Regions from separate parts of the Mus musculus genome. Here region 1 is linked to region 2. Evidence: chromatin loops called from intact Hi-C (ENCODE). Cell type or tissue: left cerebral cortex. All regions are shown on one strand. Each heading gives the region's core, and the rest is flanking DNA. Links, peaks and the distances in the headings are about the cores only.

Region 1 (10,613 bases), core at 1,246-9,245, 54 kb after region 2:
TTCTTGATTAATGATTGATGTAGGAGGATCCAGCTACTACATGGGCAGTGCCTCCTCTGGGATGGTGGTCCTTGATTTTACATCCAAGTAGGCTAAGCAAACCATGATGAGGAAGCCAATAAGCAGGGCTCCTGCTTTGAGTTCCTTTGTTGATGGACTGTAGTGTAGCTTTGTAAACTGAAATAAACTTTTCCAAGTCAATTTTTGTCATGGTGTTTTATCACTGCAATAGAAACCCTAATTTAAATACTATGAGTAGAAAAAATGTGATCTCTCTGCCCCTGACTTCCAGGTGAGCCCTAGACAACTGTTGTTGTGTCTAACCTATCTGAATATCTAACTGTATTCTCTTCTAAGTTGCTTGTGCTCCTAAGATTTCCTCACAGTAGGAGGAAAGTAACTACACATTCCAGGGATCTGGAGCAGGACAAGCTTGCATCATCGGTGGCAAGCTGCCGAGCGATCTTCCTGGTCGAGCTGTTGGTTATTTGTCTCATAGTCTGATAGTCTTAGCCCACATTGGTGTAGAACTCACTAATAGTCAAGGAAATCATCTGGCCCAGCAATAAGTAAGTAAGTAAATAAATAAAAACAGATATTGTGATGGTTTGTATATGCTCGGCCCAGGGGGTGGCCCTACTAGAAGGTGTGGCCCTGGTGGAGTAGGTGTGTTACTGTGGGTGTAGGCTTTAAGACCCTTATCCTAGCTACCTAGAAGCCAGTATTCTGCTAGCAGCCTTCAGATGAAGATGTAGCACTCTTAGCTCCGCCTGCACCATGCCTGCTGGGACGCTGCCATGCTTCCGCCTTGATGATAATGGGCTAATCCTCTGAACCTATAAGCCAGTCCCAATTAAATGCTGTCCTTATAAGAGCTGCTTTGGTCATGGTATCTGTTCACAGCAGCAAAACCCTAACTAAGATAGATATACACATATAAAAGCATGAAACTAGATACTTACCTTTCACACTGCATAAAAATCCACTCTGAACAGATCAAAGACATTAATGCAAGATCCAAGACTTTGAAACTGTTAGAAGAAAAGTAAAGCAAAAGATATCCAAAAAAAGCATAGACAAGGGCTTTCTAATAGGATTACAGTTGCTTAGGAAATAATTTCAATAACTGACAAATGGGACCTCATGAAATTGAAAGGCTCCTATGATGCAAAGGAAATACTTAATAAAGAACATCCTGGATTAATATCCAGACAATACAATAACTAAAAAACTGAACAAGAATAACTCACAACACACAAACTTTATATGTCCCAGTACAGGGGAACGCCAGGGCCAAAAAAATGAGAATGGGTGGGTAGGGAAGTGGGGGGGGGGTATGGGGGACTTTTGGGATAGCATTGGAAATGTCATTGAGGAAAATATGTAATAAATAAAAAAAAAAGAATAACTCACACTTACTTACTAAATGGGCTAATCGAAGTCAGCAGTCTACAAAAATTGTATACAGAAGAGACCTGATCAATATGTGAGAAATGTAAATCAAAACAAATTTGAGATTCTATTGTACCAATCAGAAGGTCAGAGAACTAATCCTGGCAAGGATGTGAATGAAAGGGAACTCATATTCATAGCTGTTGTCCTGTAAACTAGTCTGGCATCCATGGAAATTGGTACAGAAGTTTCCAATAAACTATAAATCAATCAAAGAGACATTTGCACATTACTGTTTAATACAGCACTATTCATGATTGTTAAATGATGGCACCAAGTCACCTGGATGAAGAAACTGTGGCATGTACATAGAATGGGATCTTTTTCGCCACAAAGGATTAAGTTATGATTTTTTTTTTTTTTGAGACAGGGTTTCTTTGTGTAGCCCTGGCTGTCCTGGAACTCACTTTGAAGACCAGGCTGGCCTCAAACTCAGAAATCCACCTGCCTCTGCCTCCGGAGTGCTGGGATTAAAGGCAAGCGCCACCACTGCCCGGCTCAAAGGATTAAGTTATATTGTTTGTAGGAAAATACACATACCTGGAGACAATCATATTACATTAATTAAGCCAGTCTCAGGAAGATAAATCTCATATTTTCTTTCATTTGTAGTTCCTATGGCTGTTGACTAGTCTTGTGTCAACTTGTTTCACACACTAACAGAGTCATGTGAAAGTAGGAAACCTTAATTGAGAAACATGCCTCCTTTAAGACTCAGTTAGTGATTGATGGGGGCAGGCCCAGCCCACTGAGAGTAGCTCCACCGTTGGGCTCGTGGTCCTGGGTTCTATAAGAAGGCCTAGTGAGCAGCACCCCTTCGTGGTCTCTGCATTAGCTCCTGCCTCCAAGATCTTCCCTGTTTGAGTTCTTGTCCTGTTTTCCTACAGTAATGAAAATCCTTTCCTCCCAAAGTTGCTCTTTGGTCCTGGTGTTTCACTGCAGCAATAGAAACCCTAACTAAGACACTAGACATTTTTTTTTTTAAAGATTTATTTATTTATGTAAATACACTGTAGCTGTCTTCAGACACTCCAGAAGAGGGCGCCAGATCTTGTTATGGATGGTTGTGAGCCACCATGTGGTTGCTGGGAATTGAACTCAGGATCTTTGGAAGAGCAGTCAGTGCTCTTAACCGCTGAGCCATCTCTCTAGCCCCAAGACACTAGATTTTATATAATCACATAAAATCATGAATGTATACAGAACATGAAAGAGAACATTAAAGTAGAAGTGAAATTGGGAAGGGTAACTAAATGGGAGATAGAAGAAATGGGTGGGAGGATATAATCTGTACCTGTAAGAAAATTAAAAACAAGATTAAAATTTCAAAATTGAAAAAGGATTATCTGATATCAAAATGCCAGAAGGACAGCAGGTTGTGGGGTTTTTTTTTTGTTCTTTTTTTTCACTTTGAACCATAGCTAAGATTGTCTCTGGCACAGAGTGTGTATTCAAAAGACGATTGTTAAATAAAACTACAGAGATCTGAATATTGTCTTAAGCAACAGTGGTTGAGAAACTTTACGTACCAGCCTGTCCTGTGGCTAGACCCAAGCAACGATTGATAATGGTAGGTAGCACAACTTCACAGGTGTCAAGTTCAGACACTTTTAAACTAGAAATGTGAATCCATAAAGACTTAAAAGACTTCCCTGAGGCTTGTAATCCATTCACAGGAGTTTAGGAAGCACTAATTAATGTTTTGTTAAGGCTACCTTTGCTTTTTAGCTTCAGCCATCTTTTCTTGGTAATGGCATTTTGCACAAAGTTTAGACTTTGCAGAGCTTTAATGGCATCAGTGTGAATACATTAAATTTCAGATGGTGAATTTTCAATAGGTAAAGACATATTTTCACCGACTGGCTCAAAATAACCTGTCATTACTTACTAATTCTGAAAATACTATATGTCTTTTCTTAATAGGCAGATTAACATTAGCAAAAACAGCGAATTTTCCTTTCTGGATTACTGAGTCACCTTTTATTAGAATATTGGGCAAGTCTTCACTTACTCAGCCAGATAGGTTGTGCTGTACTGGGTATGCCCCTTGGACTTAGTATATTTACTTTTTTTTTTTTTTTTTCCTGCTTTCTACATTCACTGTTTTTAATTTAGGCTCAATGTTCTCTTACCACTAATCCCTGTCTTGGCTTTGTGAATAAAGCACACAGACTGGCTTTTGCCTGTAGGTGAGATGGTTATTTAGAGTCTTGTTCTTGTTTTCTACCAAGCTTTACTTTGGACTTGTTTTCATTTTGGGTTTTAATAATAAGATAACCAAGAGCACGGGAACATTAAGAAACTCAAGAGATGGACTCTTTTGTTCTTCTTCTTCTTCTTCTTTTTTTTTCTTTTTAAGTCAAGGTTTCTGTGAAGCTTTAGTTAGCCTAAACTGGGCTTGAACTTGAAATGGTCTGCCTTCAGCCTTTACCTACTTAGTGCTCAGATTCCGCCGTGGCGGTCTGGTTTATAAATTCACTTACAAAATATTGGAGATAATAGCGTAGAATACAGTCCGGTGTGGTGTCTTCCACATCCTTTCCAAATTAAAGCCCTTTCAAATTCCTTGTAACAAGAATAACAACAAAGTCCCTGTAACTTTAATGTATGAGCAACACGTCAGAATAAGATTGTAGAAACGAAGATCAAAAAGGAGTGTGGATGGATGTATTATTTTCAGATTAGCCTGCGAGACTTGGATAACAATTTCAGAAATACTTTGGAAAATAAAACGTACCTAGAGCAACTCCTCGGTAACTAGTATCGATAAAACAAGTATGTCTTTACTTTGATAAATAGAAAACAGCATTAACAAAACTTCATGATGAACTGGAGAACTCTCTTAACACAAGTCTCTGACAAGAGAAAAGACAAAATTCTTTTCAATGTCAAATCACTTAGGCCAACCCAACAAAAGCACTTCGCATCCCTCGCTTTGCTAGAAAGCAGCACTGAAAAGAAATGAACGAAATCCAGAGAGGCCAAACAGTGTCGACGTTCATAGTAAAAACTACAAAAAAACGTCCGAAGATTCTGGGTAAAGACGCACAGACGTGGATGAAGGGTTACAGGTTGTTTTATCAGACCTGGAAGACTTGCTGAAGATAAACTATTCTGTTCGCGTGTCTGCACACAGAAGCAGAAGCCCTTCCTGCCGCGGGAACCCTGGGAATTGTAGTCGCGGAGCCACGATGGCTGTAAATTTGTTTAGCACTCCGTGGACGGCGAGCCCTTGGTTCCAATTCAGTGTTCTGGGTCCTCATAGGTCCGGTCTAGCTCACCAATGAGCTACTAGGTTTGAGAACATCCCGCCTCTGGTTGGGTGTCCTTCCTCACGTTGCTTCATTTTCAGCCAATGGGATAATAAAGCCAGCAGAGGTGACAGGGTCACCGCGGAGCCTGCAGCTCCTCCGCCGCCAGCGACTCAGCCCTGTGGTTCTTTGAGTCGGGCCGTGGCTCGGGGTCTTCGCCGCCCGTTGTCCGCCGTGGTGGGTGCGGCTCTGATGCTGCGGCAGGCTCCGGACGCCCGGAGCTCTGGAGGGTACGTAGCCGGGGCCGAGGTGGGGCCGAGGGGCCGCTGCTGCGCGGGCCGGCCGCTGCGCCCGCCTCCTGCCGGCATCCCGCGGGCTGCCTCGGACGGCTCCGGACGTGCTCTTCTCTCCTCTTCCTTCTGACCAGCCAGCCCGCCCTACGAGTAGCGGGTGTCCATGTCGCGGCGTTCTTTCTGTAAATCTGCGAGCCTCTGCGCGCAGGCCTCCATTCAAGAGAAACTCGTGTACACAGGTGGTGGGCATTTGTGCACTTAGCTGCTCCTTTGGTGATACTGTCTCCTCAGCGCTTGCAGTAGAAGTTTCCCACTGGGTTAGTTCTGTGCTTGCATGGTACTTGCCAGACATTTTACTGTCTTGCCTTTTTTTTTTCCCACCCTGTTACCCGCTCAAAACTGCTACCTGAAGAAACTGAGGCTTGGAGACGGTAATTCAATTCCAAAAGAGTTACAGTTATAATTGCAAGGAGAAGCCAGATCGGGTCTCGGCGTTTGATAGTGGTAGTTGCTTTTCAACCCGGCTTAATCATTAAGGATTTAGGATAAGTGTGTGCCCGCAGCAGCTCTTAGCACGTGAGGGCTAAATACTTCTATTAACTAAGTGGTGATTCTTAGCTATAAGAAAAGGAATACCTTTCTGACATCTGCCCAGACACTGATGTCTCGCGTGTCTCTAACTCCGTGCTTCAAGACTTCTTGCCCGTTGGCATCCTCATCTGGAAGCTGGTTGGACATCTCAGATTCCCAGACCCACTTACACCCACTGAGCTTGAACTTACTTTTGGCAAGGTCCCTTAGGTGATCGCAGTGTCCTTAAAGTTTGCGAAGGGTTCTGTTTGTCAACATAGAGCCAAGGAAGAGAAAATAAGTTTGGGTCGTGATGGTATGCCTTTAATCCCTGCTTTGGTAGCTATTGGCAGGCAGATCCCTCCTAGTTTCAGGCTCATCTCAACTACATAGGTCAGCCAGAGCTAAGTAAGGAGAAGAAAAAGTAAAGGCATACGTCCTATGCACTGTGACCTCTACTCAGACTGAGATACAGAAAAATGAGAACAAAGCTTTTGTCATTTGCACGACGTTTCCCTTTTCAGAAAATGAATGTGTCTCTTGAGAGTTTTAACTTAGCCGTCCCAACTCTTAAAGTAGACATCAATGTTAACTGTTTCATAATTGTCTTGTAATTGACACCAGGTGCGGGCTTTGGAAGTAAAAGAGCAAATTAAGACAAAGGGGATGCTGATTTACTGTTGCTGGCTAGTTAGATTAAAAGAACCTTGTGCTCTTTATATTCAGTTTGGCAAGGTCTGTGTAAGCCCCACCCCCAGTTTCTTCCATTTGTCGTGAAGATCTTCCCGTTAGTTTTTTGTTGTTTTTTGTTTGTTTGTTTGTTTTTTGTTTGTTTTGGAAGGAAGGGTAGAATTGCTGCTACTCCCAGTTTTCCCAGTTTATTCATTTGGTTATTTGATAATAAAGCTGAAACAAACTGCCAGACTCACTTATCCTAATTCCCAATAGTTAAAGATAGTGTTTCAGAGAGTTTTAGTTTTTAGTGTTTTAATAATAATTAAAAAATATTTTCTATGACTGTTTTGACTGCATATATGTCTGTGCACATGCCTGGGGCCAGAAGGAGGGCATCAGATCCCCTGGAACTGGAGGTAGAGTTGTAAGCTGCTTTCTGGGTGCTGGGACTTGATGCCTGGTCTTCTGGAAGGTCAGTCACTATTCCTAACTGTCCAGCCATCTCTAGCCCCACTTTCAGTGCTGTGTTCAGAGGCATTCATTTATACAGCAGTGTAAAGTTTCAGGCTCTTGTTTGCACCAGAAATTATTTGATGTGCATAGGTCTTGGGTCTTGCCTTCAGAAACACCTACTCATTTGGATAGGCCCAAGGAAATTGTATTGTTTGACGCTGTCAGGTCCACGCTTCTTGACATTAGTGCTTTTGATGGAAAATGCAACTAGCAAACAGATGAACAAGCACACTTGTGTTTGTGCTAATGTGGTGTTCATTACAGAAGGAAAAGGGTTTCCATTTGTTTTGTTTTAACCTTTTATTTGCTTGTGGTTCATTAGCTACTATAAATGTGCTCAGGACAGCATTTCAGGTTATTTAAAAATTATTGTCTCTCTTTGCTGTGTGCATGTGTGTTGTGTGTGTGCACACACTTGTGTCTGTGTCTGTATGAATGCTGTGGAGGCTGGAGATCAACTTTGAGTATATTCCTCCATCTCTTACTCAGCCTTCCTTTTTGAGGCAGGGTCTTTGCGGAACCTGGAGGAGCTAAGCTGGCTCACCGGTGCTCTGCCTTCTACCTGCCTCTCTAGCTCCAGCACTGGGATCACCAGATGTGTAAAACCAAGTGCTTGCTTTTGTTGTTTTATACTGGGGCTTGGGATTCAAGTGCAGGCCCTTGTGCTTGCTCAGTCAGCACTACCCACTCAGTCATCTCCACAACGGTCAGTCTGTGCATGTGTGCACATAGGGTGCACGTCTGTGCATGTGTGTGGAGGCCAAGGGGCTTCCTCAGGCTCCCTCCAGGTTACTCTTCGAGATGGGGCTGTCAGTGAGCCTCCAAGGATCCACCTGGGTGTTTCTCTCTAGCTAGGACCGCATGCAGCACTGCATCCAGCCTCACATTGGTGTTGGAAATGCAAACTCAGTTTTCGTTGCATAGCAGGTTCTTTATCAAGAGAACTATCTTTCCAGCCCTAAAATTATTGTTTTAGTGTGGTACAGAATAAATAAATTTTTACATTAGCATACAAAGTAATGGATTCCATGATGATATCTTCATACATATTGTATGTTGCTCTCATTAATTCCTTTCCTACATTTATTTTGATTTCTGCTAAATTTGGAATAGAGAAGTGTGGAGAAAATTCCTGCAGTAATCACATATAACTAGTTTTCCAGCCTGTGAAGGAAAATATTTCTCTTAAACAATTTAAGTTGATAGTTAATTTAAGTTGATAGCTAACAAAGAATATTTAGTATATAAATTGGGCTTCAAGTTCTATCTTAAAAAAGATTAATTTTTAATTATATGTATTTACATATGTGCTCATGGAGGCCAAAAGAGGGTATCAGATACCCTGGGAATGGAGTTACAGATGGTTGTGAGCAACAAACATGGAAGTTTAGAGCTGAACTTGGGTCCTCTGCAAGAGCACTTTGTGCTTTTAACCACTCGCCATCTCTTCATCTCCAAGTTCTACCTTTTAGCGGTAACCCCCTGATATCCTGTCACTCCAGAAGCAGGTAGAGAATATTGGGTGTCTTTGTCCCAGCGTCCTGCCTTGCGCCCCTCCCTCCTGTTTTTCTTTTATTGAATGCATTTATGGCACTAGGGAATGAAATTAGGGTCTCATCCCCAGGCCAGTTGCTGTCTTCCTGTTTTGACAGGCGTGGTCATGCACTCATGCAATCTCAGCACTCAGGGAGCTTTAGCAGAGTGGGAGGTTAGCTCGGGCTGTGCACTGAGACCTTGTATCACAAATCAAAGTAAGGTAAAATAAAAATTGGTTATGTGAGCTCAGCAATCTGCAGCTAAAACATTGATTATTTGAAAAGGTTCAGCCACATAGTCAAAAAGGGGTGTCTGTAACCTGATGCCATCCAGATACTAAAATAAAATGAACTTCTGACATTGAATAGCCTTGCTTTGAAGTTTTATGTTAAACCTGTCATTTGGAGAGCAAATCCGAGAACTCCTGCCTGCTTTTCTTACCTCGTTTAAAAGTTGTCATTGCTGTGCCATTTGACCTACAACTCTCCTTGTTTTGGTGTTGAGTTTCTGACCCTTCCCTAGGTAGACCCCAGTGTGAGCCCTTATCAGCAGGGTGTGAGGACTGGAAACTTTAAGATATTTTGACTGCACGTCATTCTAAAGGAAGGAGAAGATTATATATAACATTTAAGGGATGATCTCCATTGAGTAGTTATTGAAGGATGACAGATAAAAACAGAGTGTTACAGTGTCAAAGCCTGGACACTGTGAAAAAGCCACTGTTTGCTGTGTTTGGCTTTGTTGTAGTGTGTGTGTATGTGTGTGTGTGTGTGTGTGTGTGTGTGTGTGTGTGAGCATGCATTCATTTACTGTATCTAGGTTTATGTACATATTGGTGCATGTATGCCACCATGTGCGGAGGGTGGAGGTCAGAGACAAGTTGTGGGGTTGGTTCTCTTGTTCCTCTGTTTGGGTTCCAGATGTGGGACTTAGTTGTCAGCTTTGGCAGCGAGTGCCTGTACCATGGTCTCCCAGATTGCTTGGTTGAGGCACAGATTAGAGAGAAGCCCTTTTTTATTGTTTCTTTCTCTCTCTCCCTTGCTTTCCTTCCCTGTCTTTGGAATTGAACTCGGAAACTAAGTAAGGTGTGCTAGGCAGTGCTCTGCCACTTAGCTTGTTCCTTGAACAAAGTCTTCATTTTGAGTCAGGGTCTCAGTCAGTCACCCAGGGAGCCTTGAACTTGAGCTCTTCCTGCCTCAGTGTCTGAGGCAGCTTGCATTGCAGGTAGGCCACAGGGCTTGGCAAGGGTGGTCTCCTTTGCTCTTCTCCTTTGCTTTAGGAGATTTCACAGTTTGCTGTGCATCTCTCCTCACCCCCTCCCCACAGAGGAGTAAGAAAAACCCAGGCTGTCAGCTCACCACTTTGCCTTGAGGCATTTTTTTTTTTTTTTTTTAGGCCTAGAAAGGTCCTAGGAGGGAAAAGTCCTGGCAGTGTTACAGTTTGAAAAGGGGAGCAAAGGTTACAAGCTTGTACGTAAAGACCGTGCTTATTGGAACCTTAGTGTTAAAATATGTATTGCTAAAATGGGATTTACTGGAGTATTGAGGATGGCATATGTGCTTTTGCATATATAAATAACTTGATTGCTTCCTTCAGCTTATGTTCATTTTATTTTTCACAAGCTTTAGAATTGCCAGTCCTTATTTTTGTGTGTGTGATTTAGATTCATCTGCTTCTTTCTAAAGATATTATAATGTAGTTACTTAAAGGTACCAGAGCTAGGCACAGAGGGTGCTTGCTTGTCATCCAAGCTTTTGAGAATCAGAGGCAGGGGGATAATACACGGACAGCATCAGCAGCGCAGTGAGTCTGAGGCCAGTCTGCACTGTGTAAGTAAACAGACAAATGGAATCCTTGTCTACCTTGGCAGACGAGGACTGATTTTGTCAACCTGACTTCTACTCTTTTTTTTTGTTGCAGAATTTAAGAAGCTTTTATTCATGTGCATGTCATAGAAGATGAATTCATCCTCTTCTACTATGAATGAAGAACCTGATGCTCTATCAGTAGTTAACCAGCTACGGGATTTAGCAGCAGATCCACTAAATAGAAGAGCCATCGTCCAGGATCAGGGATGTTTGCCTGGCCTTATTTTATTTATGGACCATCCAAACCCTCCTGTCGTTCACTCAGCTTTGCTTGTAAGTTGCTTTTAATACTTTGTGTTGTGGTTTTAATAATGCAAATACGAATTTTCAAAGACCTTTGATAACATGGTAAAAGACTAAGACATTAGATCATACAGTCTGTATTCTGGCATGTAAAAAACATGGAAACCATGGCATATATGTAGTTCTTCAACACAAATAGCAACATGTTGATT
Region 2 (10,613 bases), core at 1,723-9,722:
AAGGTACACAGGTAACGGGCTCAATACACAGGATTCAGCCTCATGCTGGGGGCCAGGTTTACAAAGCTGAACTTCAGAAAGCATGAAGTGGAGTTCAGCCATCCTGTGAGCTTCCCCTTGCTTGTTTCTTGTTTCCTTTCCTCTACACCTCACAGTTTCTCCTTGGGAAGCAGGAGTGTGGTTTTTTTGAAGCATTGTGTCCACACATGGCAGACATGGTTTTAAGGCCTTCACCAAGATACCAAATCTTTTGAGTGGCTTTCTGACCTCTAAAATATTTACCATATAAAGACAAATGGATAGTAAGAGCTAACTGAATGGCTGCTGTGAGCATTCTTTGGTAATTCATTTCATCAATCATGACACCCTTCCCTTACAGTGCTAGGGTCTCTTGAAGTTTCCTACCAGATCCCTGGAAGGAGTAACACGATCCTTGTTCTGTTCTGAACATTCAGTTAGGCTGAGCTGCCAATAGCAGTATTTCAGGATGACATCCCAACTGCTCTTGCTCCTCCCCCCCTAAGATACCGCTCTCTGACATATACAGTTCCCTGAGATGTGAATCTTTCACTCTAATAAAAACAGCACCTGGTTAAACAGAGAAATCATTGGAAAACAAGGACAGAAATATTAGCTAAAAGCCTTCTGATGAAAAGTAGCCTTTGTCCTTAAATTGTGGCTTTTCATCACTTGGGTCGCCTTACCCTTTGCCCCAAGAACATTAAAACTATGCCTGCGCTATGCCCTAACTGTAAAGGACCATTGAAAAGGACTTTTGTAAGACAGATCTTGAGAACTTCAGCTAGAGAAACAACTCTTAGTCCTGCCTGAAGTGAACAGCGGCATGCTGGGTCCTTCATTACTATGCTTTGCTACTTGTTGTACCGCTGAGAGAGTGAAGCGCTGGCCTACTTACAGAATTTCCAGGAAACAGGCTCAAGAGAGGATCTAAGAATGGAGAAAACAGGAAAAAGCACAGCCATGAAGCCCTAGTAATGGATGAAGGTGCATGACAAATCCCATGATAACCTTTCAGCCTTTTTGGCCTTGTGGTTAAGTGTAGAAATGCTGGAATAGCCTTAGGTGAACTACTAAAACTTTAAGCCTTGTTTTTGAGACCGATCTCAATGGCCCTAGAATAAACTCACTTGTCCAAGATCATGTGTGGCTCCAAGTCCAATGCTCTGACTCACATTCTCTATCTCTGAAAGTGTCACTACAGCACTGTTCCGCTCACAGCTCTATGTTGTATAGGAGGTCTCCTGTGTCCAAACCAGTCTAAGAGGAAAAGGGAGTGACAGACAACACAGCTCTTTAAGGACTGTATCTCTGCTTTAAAATGCATTACAAGGGCGCTGGAGGAGAGATGGCTCAGTGGTTAAGAGCACTGACTGCTCTTCCAGAGGTCCTGAGTTCAATTCCCAGCAACCACATGGTGGCTCACAACCATCCTTAATGGAATCCTCTTCTGGTGAAACAGCTAGCTACAGTATACTTACATACATAAAATACTCATATACATAAAATAAATTTTTAAAAAGAGCACTACGGGCTGGCGAAATGGCTCAGTGGTTAAGAGCACTGACTGCTCTTCCAAGGGTCCCGAGTTCAAATCCCAACAACCACATGGTGGCTTACAACCATCCGTAATGAGATCTGACGCCCTCTTCTGGTGAGTCTGAAATCAGCTACAGTGTACTTACATATAATAAATAAATTAAAAAAAAAAACTCATTAAAAAAGTGCACTACAAGCTATCCTACAGCAACATATCAGCACAAAGAATTTAGCTACAAAGGAAAGACAGAGGGAGATAAATATACAAATAGATAATAGTATTGTCAAAAGAAAATTCAACAGCTTACTTTATTTTAAAATATTAACTTTTATATAGTAGACTGCTAGCCAAATTCAATACTGATATAAATATAAACTCTTAGGTCAAAATATGTGGTCACACAAATTTTCTGAATTTCATAAAAGACAGTTTTCAAACCATAAAAAATATTTAGAAACAATATACAGCAAAAACATACCACAATTTAAACTAAATATGCTATGAAAAAATAGCCCAGTCTTTGTATGATTTAGAACACCTATCTTCAATAACTTACAATATTATCTACACTTCCCATCTCTAAACTCTGGGAAGAACCAATAGTCTAGATTTAAATAATCCAAATATTTACTCATGGTAAGAGATTCTGACATTAAAGAGTCTTATCAGAAACACAAAAATCATGGTAAACTACTAAGTACTTTAGATAAGTCCTTCCAAGCCCTAGATAACAAAGGTAGTTTTCTACTTTCTAATAACACCGAAGGTTTATCTGCATAATGTAATTCATTGGCTGACCAATAATAAATAGCTTAAAGGGAACTTATTCATCTATTCAGTAATGTTTCATTATAAAGGATATTTTGACCAGTATATTAAAATTATAAATTCAATTACGCTGACATTTCTAGAAGTATTGTGGTGGCTAGTTTGTCAGCTTGACACAGCTAGAGTCATCTAAAAGGAAGTGAACCTCAATTGAGAAAATGCCTCCATAAGATCTGGCTGCAAGGCCTTCTCTTAATTAGTGATTGATGGGGAAGGTAGTGCCAACCCTGGGTTGGTGGTCCTGGGTTCTATAAGAAAGCAGGCTGAGCAGGCCATAGGAAGCAAGCCAGTAAGCAGCAGCCTCCATGGCCTCTGCATCAGCTCCTGGCTCCAGGGCCCTGCCCTGCTTAGTCCCTGCCCTCAATGCTTGTGATGAAGAACTGCTATATGGCACTGTGAGTGACATAAACCATTTCCTCCCCCAAGGTGCTTCTGGCCATGGTGTTTCATCACAGTGATGGTAACCTTAACTAAGACAATTTTTAACTTAGCAACAAATCATCCATCTTTATAGGGCCACTTATTAAACTGATGAGAAAGATGATACATTCTGGCTTTTATTTAAGAAATGATTTAATTCAATAGTTTGATTTGTTACTACTTGAGAAGTTCATTTGCTTCCCAGTAGTGGGTGGTAATGAGGTGTAAATGGCCTTCCTGGTCCTCACTTCCCTCTAACAGAAAGCAACACAGAGACTCAGCAGTAAACATCTTCTGCTGTTTATGTAAACTCAGCTCCAGAAAACAGAAAGTGAGAACATACTCAAGTCCTGTCCGAGGCATTCCCAGCTCCAATAGTGTGCTATAATAACAGTATACCAGCTCTCCATCACTGACTAGTGAACTCTCAGTGAAGAGGAAGATAACAGTGTCCTCTCTGATGCCATTCATGGTGAAATGTGTGCACAGATTTTAGTGTTAAGAACAGAACATGCACATAGTACATGTGTGTTAGGGAGAGCTCCAGAGCTGACCTCTCAGAAGCCAGACCTCCTGCTGCTTTCACTGCTTCTTACTCCTCTAGTTGGGCTCAGAAGGAAGGAGACCAATGAACACTACAGCAAGGAATTTACTAAATACTGGTGATTTCTCCTAGACAAACTCAGCTCTGCAAGCCAACTGGTGAACCAGGAGTCTTTCTGAATTCATTGTCCATTAGGAGTCGGGAACATTTTCAATTAAAGCCTTCATTTTCCCTGTAGACTTCAATATATGTGGGCCAAACTGGAAAAGAAAAAAAAAAAAATCCAAAGCATGGAATAAGTCAGCAAGTATCTTCATGCAAACAACAGGCAGGAAGGAGTTCCTATTCGTGTGGTCTACTCAGTCTCTGTGTGGTGCAGCATATACCTCACAAGCCTATGTCAGATCTCACTGGGAAAACTCACCAGGCACCCCTAGGAGAAAATGATCCTGTCTAATTTTGAGTAAATCTTTTAAAATCTGAATACAAACACTATACTTTATCATAATGAAAATTATTATTAGATTGAGTTTCACTTCATTATACCTAAAGACAAAAATAAAACCCTGCAGGGAAAATTTAACATTGGAAAGTGAAACCCAGGGTTAAACTCTGCTTTTTTTCACTTAGGTTTCTCTGTAAGTTTTGGATTTCCAAACAAACTAAGTTTTACAGTGAGAAAAGTAGAAATACAAACAAACATGTCATCCTTGCTGGTCACAATGGCACAACTACTTTAATCCCAGCATCAGAGGTAGAGGTAGCAAGATCAGGATTTAAGCCAACCCTGCTACACACCTAGTTTAAGTCCACGCTGGATTTCCTAAGTCCCAGTTTCAAACAAAAGATCAATGATCCTTACCCGCCCAGCTAGCTACAATCTCCATATTGGTACAGAGTCCAGCAGCATCCAGCAGGAGACACAAGTCAATGGCTTAGATATGGATCTCCACCTAACATGCTACTTACTACTCACCAGGGCTGGCTCTGAGGTGGCCTCTGACTCTGGCTTTGGAATTCCTCTTTCAGTTTCTCCTTGGCTATTGTGTCGATATGCAAACTTCTTTTTCAGAGCCTCTGCTATGAAGGCAGCATGGTCAGTATCCGCTGGCCTGGGTTTTACATCTTTCTCTGACCTTTGAGAAAGGAGCAGAAACCAAGGGGACAGGTCAATATGTGGATGTCCTTCAGAGGGTCTCTGTGGACAACAAACGGTGACTAAGCCACTGCTAGTAGTAGGAGGGACACTTGGACTTTAGAGCTCAACATGAGAGTGCAGAGTCAGATAAAGGGCCACTTAGGACAAGTCAGGGCTGCATCTTCCGGAAGTACCCAGTGATTCCAGGAGAGCCTGGGGGCATGCATCCTCTTGAGAGAGCTCAACAAGTGAGGGTGCCAGGCACCAAGACGGATGACCTCAGTTCAATCCCCAGGACTCACACTGAAGGCAAGGATTCAATCACAAGTCGTCTTCTGACCTTCCCACACATACTGAACCTTTTCTTAAAACAGGTAACCTTTTTAAGAAATGAGTTGGGCGTTAGTGGTCCATGCCTTGAATCCCAGCACTCTGGAAGCAGAGGTAGGTGGATCTCTGACTGTGAGGAAACAGAGTGAGTTTCCAGGAAAGGCAGGGGCTATACAGGAAAAAGAAAAAAAAAAAAAAAAAAAAAACTGTCTGGGGAATAAAAAACCAAAAAAACAAATGAGTCCACACAAGAGGATGACACTTGGTGGAATTGAGGAGCCATTCCCTGCCCTTGGCTATTCTGTGTAGAGGAGCTCTTAGAGCTGCAGACATTTCTCGAAGGGAAAATGGTTCAGCACTCATGTTATAAACCTGAGACTCCTAGTATTCAACGTGGGAGCCTCACCTCTTGACTGACCGTAGCTTCACACTGTTCATGTCTTTAAGGATCTCAAGCATATTTGGCATGTCAGGCTTCTTTGGGTGGCCCGTAGCCAAAGTCTTTCCAGCACTGAGTCTCTGCTCTCTTCTTTCTTTAATCAGATCAAGAGCAGACGTACTTTGGTGGAGTACCAACGGAAGGGGAGGGGGAGGAGGAGGAGGTGGTGGTGGTGGTGCTACAGTAACAGATGTGGAAGAATCTAAGCAACCTACAAAAGAAGCAAACAAGTTACTCTTTCTGGTAAGAGGCAAGAAAACATCGTGACAGACTTGTGTATCCCTAAAAGCAATGTCCTTAAAAAGAGTCTAGAGGGAAAATGCAATTCAGCTACTAAGAAAGGTCTGACTCTGAACCCAAACTCATCCCATGCAAATGAACACAGATGTTTTTAACGTTTAGACACACTTGTTTGTGGAGAGCAGCATAACCACTCTTAGCAGAAATATAAAGCAGTCTATACTCATACACATCTGTCCTCAATACATACTAGGCAGTTCAGCACTATCACAAGTATCACGAACACGTGACCATGCCAGCTGTTTATATGCCTATAATCCCTGCACTTGGGAGAACAAAGCGGCAGGATCACCAAATTCAAGGCCAACCTGATCTACATAAGGAATTCCAGGTCACTCAGATACAAAGAAAAACCTTGTCCCACAAAACAGTATCACACTTAATTTTCAAAGAAAAAAGTAAGTGTTAAAGAAATAAAATCCCTAATATTTACCCTTTTTGCCTAATCAAAGTTGGCTGTCTCTACTGCAGAACTATACAAATGAGAGCTTGGGGAAATCGTAACGTCACAACAGTTTTCCCCGGAGTACTCAGACCATAAGACAACAAAACAAACTGCAGAGTTATCTCCTATTTATGGTAGTTTCCCTAGTCTACCAGCAGAGGGAAGTAAAGAAAACAGTTTCAAGTTAATAGACAACAAGCCAGAACCTGCTATGCAAAGCACATGTCTATGCAAATCACTGAGATCACCCCTCCCCTTCTAGTGCCCAGTGCCCAAAGCACCATAAGCAACAGGATTCAGACACTGGGCACCTACGTGTCTCTCCAGGACCGTGAAATAACAGGAAAAACAACCACTACTTTCCAACAGACTACCAGGCTAGGATTTCAAGGCCATAGTTTCTTCTCCATGGGAAAAAATGTGCCACACAAATTAAACCAAGAGGATTAGATGAAATCCTGACTGGTTTCTACTCTACAAGAGAAAGAAAAGGGTCATTAGGTACCTGCTGTGTGTTTATTTATTACTTTCTATACATAATGCCACAGGGACTTGGTAATACAAGGACCGTTATACCCAATTTAGAGCAGGAAAGGAAAGTGGACCATCAGATGTTTACCTCAGGCCCTGCATGTGTAAATAGCTTCTCACAAGTCCTACCCAGAAACAGTTCCTTTCACCAGACACAAAGTCACGTTACATCCTCGTGTCTGAGAGGAGTGGTTATCAGATGGGGGAATCTAAACTTCCCATAAAGCAGCCATTCACAACAGCCCACTTCAAATGCAGGCATTTCAGAGTTTGCCAAGCAGATTTTTTTCCCTACTCTTCTCAAATTAAAGTCACACAGACATCATCGGGTTTTGTGCTGTCTTAGGCAAGACTAGAGAAGACACAGCTTGCACTGTCCAGTCACAACAAGCCACTTCAGGGGCCACATACCTGCACTTGGACTCTGTTGCTCCTGCAGGGTCACAATCTTGGCAATCTGAGCTCTAAGGGCAGCAAGCTCATTCTCAAGGGCAGAGATCTTCTGCAGGGCCTCCTCGCTGGCCAGCGTCCTCTCTGGAGAAGGCTTGTCTTGAGACAGGCTTGGGAAGGAAGTGTGCCTGCTTGGGGGCTTCTCAAAGCAAGGAGGGTCATCCTCATGAGGAGGCTTGGAACTGACTTCTGCCCTGCAAGGAAAGCATAAAGGTGGCCATCACAGGCTGTGAAGGAGACCTGAATAGACAGACACCTACACACTGCTCATCAGGGTATCACACAAGTCACTATTCCCCAGCTGTATGCCAGCACTGCCCCACTCCTTTCCTGTCTACAGAGCCTGTTGCTCCTCCACCACTGTCAAGAGGAAAGGCTGCCGATTGGTTTTGTTTTGTTTTCTTTTGTTTTTGTCTTCACCTAAAAAATTTCATCTTCCAAATTGCAATCTAATCATAACCACCGGGAAGCTCAAACCGAGAATGTCTGAGCCCTTCTGTAGGGTCCTGGCTTTGCCTTCTAGTACCAGCAATTCCTGTGTTTGACTAAGCACATCAAACAAGAAATATGGGAACCATGTAATCCAACCACATCCCAGAAGCCGAAAGGAGAGGGGAATCGTTAATGTCATTTCTCTCAAGCCCACACTGTCAAAGTCTGAACACTGGAAACACTGCTCCCTGAAGTCGGACATGCCAGTCGCTGGGAATGCTTCAAAATGCAAGAATTCTTCATGAGTACAGGAAGTAATCATAATTCCTAGTATGAAGATCACTAATTCAAAGTAGCCTGGACTGCACAGTACGCTGGACACTAACCTAAGCTACTCTAAAAAGCAGAAACAACTGCCCTGTGCCTGGAATAAGGACTTTAGTGTCCAGTTTCTTTTGCAGTTTAGGGAACATGTGGCTGAGCAGGTTAATAAAGCCTCAGACCTATTAGTCAGCAACTGAAGCCACTTAAGCCTCAGCCGCCTTCTGCGTGCTGAGTGAGGCCAGTGCAGTGCAGTGTGGCATTTCAGTGAAAGCAGGTAAAGGGGCAGCACACAGTGAGGACACTCGGGCTGGCTATCAATTCCAGCTATACTTACAAGTTTCTGAGAAAACAAAGAATTGGCAAGAAAAGGGGACATCCACATTTTAATCATTGTCCTCATAGCTTCTCTGTCACATGCAATCAGACTTTTTTGTTTCTGTTTTTGAGGAATGGCTTCACTCACTCTGCAGCTCTGGCTTCTTTAAAACTCTCTAGGCAGTAGCCTCGCTTTCTACCCACAACCCCAGTTCTGGGATTGCATGCAGAACAACCACACTGTTCCACCCAACCAAATGTTATTAATCACAGTATCAATTAAGCCCTTTAACAATTCAACTTTCACTTAACTTGACACTGCTGTTTACTTTGCTTGAGAGCTGTATAAATGACTTGGCTTTTGACTAGGGAAATGAATCTAGGTGTTTTGTTCAAATCTCTTTATACTTTAAGTTGTTAGAATGTTTGCAAGTTGCCTTTTCACCTGTAAGATTGGGAATGGAAAAACTTCAATAATAAATGTTGTGGGTTGCTCTGATGCTGTTTGTATTCTGATATTAATTCTGCTTCCTCAAGAGAGGTTGCCCCCAAGGAAAAGTCAAACACAGGTATTCCAGTGATCTCATATGAACCTTCTCCCCATTCTAACTAGTCAATAAAAGCTAGAGCCTGTGATTGGGCAGTGGAAGGGAAAGGTGGGACGAGAGGTTTTTGGGGAGTGAGGGAGGAGAAGGGAAGAAGAGGAGGAGGAGGAGGCCACGATGGGGCAGAACCACACGTAGCAAAGGGTCGTATAGCTGGGGAATCAGTTAGTATAGTGGTAGATCTGCCCAATCTAGGCATATAGCTTATAACTATAATAACTGGATTGTGTGGTTTTTTTATATGGGCTTATTGGGGTTGGAAAAACCAGCAATAAATAAACACCTATTCTTCCCTAGTCCTTAGCACACCTAACATCATAATAGCACCTTTTTAAATTGGGAATATGTGTAGAAGTGTTTGGATTCCAGAGCTCCGATTACTGTTTCCTTTTTTATCCTAATACTAAGAAAACCAGATAAGGAAATCTGTTTAAAATGTAGAGTGAAAAATAAATTCATAAGAACTTCCAAAAGGCTAGCCATGGTAAAACCTGTCTCCATCCCAGAACTTGAAGCAATAGGGTCATGAGTAGGCAGCTAGCCTGGACTATACAGAGAAAGCTTACCTGAGGGATGGGGATATAATGTAGTCCAGTCAGTTAAGTGATGGTTTGGCATGCACAAAACCCTGGCTTCATACCAATACTCCATAAAATTGGGTGTAGTACATAATGCCTACAGCCCCAGGAGTCTGCTTGTACAGGCTAGAGGGAGGGGTAGGAGTTCAACATTGTCCTTTATTACACAGTAAGTTCAAGAGCAGATTGGTCCACACGAGGCGCTGTCTCAAAAAAACAGGAGGGCCAGGAGGTAATTTAGTTGACATGCCATGTGGAGCTAAGTTTGATCCCTGGAAGCCATGTGAGAAGCTAGATATAGATGTGCATGCTTGTAACTTCAGTACTGTGGAGGCAGAGAAAGGTGGGTCCCTGGGGCTCAATCACCAGGCACCCTCACCTGATCTGCACGCCTCAATCCCAAGGAAACTTTGTCATAAAACAAGATGTACTAGAAGAATACCTGAGCCTGACCTCTGGCCTCCGCATGTTTGCATATGTGCATACATGTCCACAAACATGAATAAGCACTCACTGCACAGCACATACATACACAAAATAAGGCTTACATTTCTACATGCCTACAGATAAGTAGCATCCTTTTCCTTTCCATTGAAATCTTAAATATAAAAACAACAAAAAGTATCTAGAACAGATGTTCAAAAAGCAGAAAACAGCTACCTGTCATATGTTTCTTTAAAACTGTTTCAGCACCCCAGCTCTGTCTGCTAGTGAGATGTCTTCATGTTTTCCCTGCTTCACTTGGCCCCCAGATACTCTATGGTAGAAGAGCACAGACTCCTGGTTAAAGTACAATGTGCTGAAATTCCTAAATTTACTACTGTGCTGGTCTGTTTTATGTTAACTTGATGCAGCAGGAGTCATCTGAGAGGAGGAACATAATTGATAAAATGCCTCCAGCACAGTGGTTCTAAACCCTCCAAATGCTGCGACCCTTTAATACAGTTCCTCGTGTTATAGTGACCCCCAACCATAAAATTATTTTTGTTGCTACATCATAACTGTAATTTTGTTACTGTTATGAATTGTAATGTAAATCTCTGGGTTTTCCAATGGTATTAGACGGCCCCTGTTGAAAGAATCCTTCAACCTTCAAAAGGGTCTTGAGACCCTTTTGAGAACCAATATCCCAGATCAAGCTGTAAGCAGACAGGCTTAACGGGCATTTTCTTAGTGATTGAGATTGACTAGGGAGGGCCCTGCCTATTGTGGGTGGTGCTATTCCTAGGCTGGTGGTCCCAGGTTCTATAAGAAAGCAAACCACACAGAATAAGCTATTAAGCAGCACCCTCCCTAGACTCTGCATCAGCTCCTGCCTCCAGGTTCCTGCCCTGCTTGAGTTCCTGTCCTGACTTCCTTTGGTGATGAACAGCAAT

What was found. Hi-C counts contacts between places; a loop is a spot of excess contacts. Peaks named below come from ENCODE experiments on the same cell type or tissue, not always from the same donor. Only the 100,000 strongest peaks of a DNase experiment are listed, where the experiment ranks them.
Region 1: a loop joins it to region 2, with 2.8 times the contacts of the local background. A loop is called at or near these places in 11 of 42 quality-filtered maps.

Annotation. Positions count from the first base shown.
Region 1 is chr3:19,157,290-19,167,902 of GRCm38, reverse strand. It overlaps Armc1 (armadillo repeat containing 1), which reads left to right and starts at 4,808. Exons shown (of 7, transcript NM_028840.3): 1 at 4,808-4,993; 2 at 10,211-10,431. The coding sequence starts at 10,249. In left cerebral cortex, for the core only: a CTCF peak has its summit at 2,462 (motif pointing right); a DNase peak (open chromatin) is centred at 4,704; H3K4me3 peaks cover 2,050 bases; H3K27ac peaks cover 789 bases.
Region 2 is chr3:19,212,035-19,222,647 of GRCm38, reverse strand. It overlaps Mtfr1 (mitochondrial fission regulator 1), which reads right to left. Exons shown (of 8, transcript NM_026182.6): 5 at 6,945-7,177; 6 at 5,225-5,468; 7 at 4,327-4,486; 8 at 1,831-3,610. The coding sequence ends at 3,542. Among named protein-coding and RNA genes, the nearest start is that of Mtfr1, 29 kb to the right of the region's middle. In left cerebral cortex, for the core only: a CTCF peak has its summit at 6,147 (motif pointing right); DNase peaks (open chromatin) are centred at 5,373, 5,825, 6,210 and 6,804.